Linked DNA regions of Mus musculus: region 1 is linked to region 2. The links are chromatin loops, found by intact Hi-C in ENCODE. Cell type or tissue: heart. All regions are shown on one strand. Links, peaks and the distances in the headings refer to the core of each region. The heading gives the core; the rest is flanking DNA.

Region 1 (2,814 bases), core at 66-2,565, 110 kb after region 2:
CCTCAAGTTCCTGCCCTGACTCCCCGTGCTGATGGGCTGTTAGCTGGACCTGTGGGCCACAGAGCCCTTTTCCCCACGTCCGTCGCTTTGGTCATGGTATTTATTGCAACAACAGACAGCAAACTAGAACCTGTGCTCTGTGACTCTTTTAGTTGACAGATGTAAGAATAAGAAACAAAGAATAGAAACTGAGGAAGATGAATGCTTAAAAATAAATAAATGCAGCTACTTTAGATGGTGTTTCAAATGTAGAGAAATTGCTGAAATAAACGCATAACTAAGCATGGTGGCTCAAGCCTTTAGTCTTAGCACTTGGGAGGCAAAGGCAGGTAGATTTCTGAGTTCAAGGTCAGCCTGCTTTATACAACAAGACACTGCCTCAAGTTTTTTAAAAAAGGACACATTGTGCTTGTATTATGAATACAATGACCACAAAAGTCAAAGTAGACTTTTGAAATGAAATTAATGATTAAAGTCATATTCCAAGTCAAAGTTTTGAAAAATTCTTGCAAGCGATTCTGAAGATTTCAGATTCTAGTGGGAATACTAGGAAAGCCTTTTTAATGCGTGGTTCAGTGTAGTGATTATTAACTTTAAAGTTTGAAATGATTTATTGGGCACTATATCTAGACTTGTTTAAGATATAAGACCAATTAAAGAGTTTTGTTTTTTAAGTGAGTTTAACCAAAATGTTTCACTTAGTTCAAGATAATCTTAGATTTCCCTGGATTATTTTTCTCAACATGTCCTCTTATCAAATGGGGTTAAGCTACCCTTGAGCATCATCACAATTTTAAAGAAGTCAGGTTTTTGAAAAAAAAATACGCCATGTGTGTCTTTAAAATTTTTATATTTTTCTGTGTTTTGCTTGCTTGTATGTATGTCTACATACTACTTATGTGGTTGGTACCCTTGGAGATCAAAAGATGTTTGATCCCCTAGACCTGGAGTTGCAGATGGTTATGAGCCTCCATGTGGGTGCTGGGGACTGACCCTGCATCCTCCACAAGAGCCACCCTTCAGATTCCTGAAATTGTAAATATTTAAAGCGAGTTTAAATGTTTCAAATACGTTTATATCTAGATAGTATTCAGAATATAGCTTGATGATGTCATCTAGACTCAAGACTTAAGCACCAGTTACCATAGTAACTCAAAGTTCTGGGTTAGTCATACACAATTGAAATGTAGTGAATGACTTGCTCCGGTCTATGCTGACACCCTCAGATTGTCTATTGCTATAGCAGTTTATATGGTTCTACTCTGTGATTCCTCTTTCTCCCAAGTTATTAGTGGTCTATGAACACTTGCCATTTAGTATGTATTGCTAGAAGTCAGTTCTTTTTAGGCTGAGAACCTGTGAACAGCTGATTGCTTTACTTTGTAAGTGGTTGAGTTTGGCCAGATTCTGAATAATACATCAGAGTTGTGGTATTCACTTGAATCTTAACGAGTATTTTATCAGTTTGTGGAATTTTTTTTTCCAGAAAAATGACCTACTCCTGTAGAAGTCTTCCATGAATAACCCATTCTGTTTTGTTTTATTTTGTTTTGTGACAGTTTCTCTGTGTAGCCCTGGCTTTCCTGGAACTCACTCTGTAGATCAGGCTGGCCTTGAGTTCAGAGAGATCCCCCTACTTTTGCCTCCTGTGAGCTAGGATCAAATGCATGCACTATGCACTGTTACTGCTGGTGCGGTCTCACTTGCATATTCTTTCTCTCTCTCTTTCTCTCTCTTTCTCTCTCTTTCTCTCTCTTTCTCTCTCTCTCTCTCTCTCTCTCTCTCTCTCACACACACAAACACAGACATACACACAGCAATACAAATTACCATATTTTATTTTTTCTACTTTTCTAAATATTAAAAATTACATTTATTTATGGGGGGGGGAACATATATGTGCCACAACATATATGTTGAGGTCAGAGGATAACTTACAGGAGTCAGTTCTCCTTCCACTGTATGGGTTCCAGAGATTGAACTCTGGGTGTCCGGCTCACTGGCAAGTGTCTTACGTGTCTAACGGATGAGCCACCTCACCCAACATTGCTTTTCAGTTGTCTTTTTTAAAACCTTTTCCTGGCAATAAAGTCACATTTAGATTGTGAAGTTGTATAAAGCTGACTCTAGGAGTTGTTCCTTGTCTTTTTGTCTGCTTGTTGGTTGGTTGGTTGCAGGCACTGGGCTGCTTCTCCAAGGTTTCTTCACTCACACTGGGTTCTCTCACTAGCAGCATGTCTCCTCCCCTGGGCCATTCGGAGTGGATCTTACTTTTAATAAGAACTGCGTGTCATCCTTCCCTTTGTGTTCTTTCTTGACCTAAAATACTGGGACATGTAAGCCAGCTTCCCTAATTGTTAGTGTTTGGTGCCCATCCCTATATGAGGGACTTGTGCTGGAGACTGAATTCAGGGCCTGGGTTATGCCAGGCAAGTCTTTGCACTGGGCTGTACCCACAGTTGTGGGTTTCATTGAGCTTGCTGGCCTCCGCCCACCTCCTGACTGCCGGTGAGATTGGAGCCTCTCAGAGCCGAGAGCTCGGAGCCTAGCTAGGTGGCCAGGTGTCTCGTTAGGTGATTGTCCTTTAACCCACTGGGACCTATGGATAGCGCGTCTCTGCTGTCTGCCTTCATCTGGTACCTTCAGCTCCTCCACTTTTCTGTCAGGGAACCTCGCTCCCTCACGTAAGTGGAGTGACCGTGGAAGTATGTGAGGAGGACAAGTTATAAACCAGGCCAGGACAAGGAAGCTGCTGGAACCATGGCAATTCATTCTTTCAGTGTTGTTCTAAGATGTGAGCAGAGAGTGACCCCT
Region 2 (2,814 bases), core at 180-2,679:
GGAACCAGGCGGTGTGTGGTGCTCATACATAAAATAATAATTAAAAAAAATGACCATCAGCAATCAATCCATATTTAACGTGATGATGCAGCCTCTAATTGTTAAAAAAAAAAAAGTTATTTAGTGGAAATTTTCATATACTCCAAATTTGTGGACGTTGGATGAAGCTAGTACCAAGCTAAGTGTCACACATAGTAGCTCTGATAAAGCAAGCAACCAAATCTAATGTATGATTATAAAGAAAGCTGCTGGGTAGTGGTGACACATGCCCTTAATAGGACCCAGGAGGCACTAGCAGGCGAATCTCTGAGTTTGAGTCTAGCCTGACAGAATGAGTTCAAGGACAGCTACAGAGAGAAAACCTCTTACCAACCAAAAACAAACAAACAATAACAAAAAGAAAGCCATATCTTTGCTTATTTCAACAATTTGCACATGTTGCTATCTGAGCTGACCTGGTGGCTAGATTCAAGCTACCTTAAGGGTAGAGTAAGTGATACAGGCAAGATCTGAGGAAGTCCGAAAGTAAGTTACACGGACAGATTTTTTTTTCTAATTCTCGACCAGACTAGTGTAAGTAAAATAAATGCTAATGAACTGACACACTAGTTAAGTATTCACTGGGCACTTTCTTCTATAGAATGGCAATATTCACGGGTTGAGGGCCTTGAAGAAGTCTCTCTCCTGTGGTATCTCCCAATTGAGTTTCTTCTTTCGTTGCATTCACTAATGCTTTTGCTACCTACATTATTAAATTCTCCCCGAAAAGGATTTGCTGAGCAGGTAATCAAATCTTGTTCCCCCAAAAGGGAACTGTTTAATTTCAATGATCAATGAAATTGACATGGAGAATTTAATTGGAAGGAGATTCTACATCTTGACGAAGCCATCTTTCCAGTGCCCTCAGATACTCAAGCGGTTTTCAGGACTTCCATGCCTACAACTCCCGGGAAGCACAAGATCGAAAACGCGGCACTCTACACTTAAGGAACAAGTCCCAGAATCCCACCGGGACTCCAAATCCCAGAATCCCGCGCAGCAAATACATTCCGGAAGCGTGGCGGGCTAGCTGGGACGAGACTAAATAGAAGAAATAGGGGAAGCAACCTTGAGCGTGGGTGCTCTGTAGGTTGTTTTGTAGAAATCCTTCCATTTAAAGGCGTGGTTTACAATTACTTATATTAATATCCAAGTATATTCCCATTTCAGAGCGTCTGTTAGTAGGCTGGTGGGTTCTGTTCCCTCTGCTAGCCTCTTCTCCCCCCCGTGAGGATGAGAGCGCCGGGGCTCCGCGACTCCTGAGCCCGCCCTGCCGCGGAATGCGGCCTTGGGAGCGAGCGTGGTGGGAGGAGCCGCGGCGGGAGGCGTGTTGTGCCGGGCGGAGGGAGGAGCGCTGGGGCTCGGGCTTGGCGGCGAAGCGACCCCTTGCTCGCTCCGCGCCGCGGGCTAGGCGTGTTGGTCGGCGAGGCGGGCGGCCACGGCTTCCCGACAGGCTCGGGAGGCCGAGACCCTCGCGGCGCCCGGCGCTGCCCCGGCCCCCTCGGCCTCCTGCGGCGAGGCGGGGGAGTGAGGAGATGCCGACCCAGAGGGACAGCAGCACCATGTCCCACACGGTCGCGTGCGGCGGCGGCGGGGACCATTCCCACCAGGTCCGGGTGAAAGCCTACTACCGCGGGTGAGTGTTGGCGGTCAGGGACCCGAGCGATCGTGGGGGCGGCGAGAGGTGCGGTTGGTGGCACCCTGGACGTATGAGTGTAGGTCGCCAGGAGTCGGCGGAGGAGAGTGGGCGCAACCGGAGGGGAGGACAAATCAGCTGACGGAGAAATTTGCAACTGTTTCGGGACTGGGTGGATTGAAGATTTCGAGGGAAGCCTCTGTTCACTCACTACTGTGGGCACGCAAGCCTGGACTGCTTCGTTAGGTGGCTCCTTTCATTGCAGACAGGCCTGAAGCCTCCGTCTTATAAATCAGGTTTACATCTATCCTTCGCCGTGGGAGAGTTCATGAAATAAGTCTGGACTATGGTCAGAGAGCCGCTATAGGTGTTAGAGTTAGTACCAAAGTCGATACTTTTTAATAGGATGTGCACTGGATCCTGGGTGGTCAGAATTAAGGTGCAAATGTGCTGACCCACATTTTGGAAGTTAGGGTGAGCTATCGAAAGGTGAGAAGCCAAGGCTTTAAATTCTAGAAACGATCTTTACCCCACTTGATTACCAAACGTTTAAACTAATGTCTCTGCCAAAAGTAATCCAGTTCTGAGCATAGCCCAAATCATTTTCTATCGTGACTTATCATAAAGTTCTTCCTCTCCTTTGACTTCAGTGTGTGGTTTGAGATAATTTAGGATCTCTGCTGAGGTGAAAGGCCAGCGTGAGCATAAAGACTGGAGAGCAGGGATTAACAGAAGACCTCTCTGCTTGTCTAGGCAGAAATAAATTGCTTTTAAAAGCTTCAAGTGCTACAAGGTTAAAAGAGCTGTGCGTGCTTTCACATTCCTGAGGGGATCAGTGAAGATAGCAGACCTTCCCGGTTCTTTCTTGTTTTCCTTTCAAGAGAACTGAAGCTGCACATGTCTTAATGTGTACATGTAAGGCCTTAGATTTGTGTGTTATCTTCCAGCCTCTGACATTGACTGATTTGGGACTAATTCGTAGAATTTGCAGTAGACAATGTTCTTTTCACTTAAAACAGAGAAAATGAGGTTAAAATAGTCTCCGCAAACGCACTAATTTTTTTTTTTTTTGAAATTTTTAAAAAGTTGGTAGTTGTCATAATAATTGCTTTAGGCATTTTGGTTCATGGTCAGCCATG

Evidence for each region. A loop is a pair of places that touch in the nucleus more often than their neighbours do. Peaks named below come from ENCODE experiments on the same cell type or tissue, not always from the same donor. Only the 100,000 strongest peaks of a DNase experiment are listed, where the experiment ranks them.
Region 1: a loop joins it to region 2, with 2.2 times the contacts of the local background. A loop is called at or near these places in 1 of 42 quality-filtered maps.

Annotation. Positions count from the first base shown.
Region 1 is chr3:31,108,125-31,110,938 of GRCm38, forward strand. All of the region lies in intron 2 of Skil (SKI-like), which reads left to right. Among named protein-coding and RNA genes, the nearest start is that of Skil, 14 kb to the left of the region's middle. In heart, for the core only: a CTCF peak has its summit at 1,218; no DNase peak of the experiment used is centred there.
Region 2 is chr3:30,994,411-30,997,224 of GRCm38, forward strand. It overlaps Prkci (protein kinase C, iota), which reads left to right and starts at 1,361. Exons shown (of 18, transcript NM_008857.3): 1 at 1,361-1,675. The coding sequence starts at 1,575. In heart, for the core only: a CTCF peak has its summit at 1,513; DNase peaks (open chromatin) are centred at 1,031 and 1,351; H3K4me3 peaks cover 2,416 bases; H3K27ac peaks cover 2,220 bases.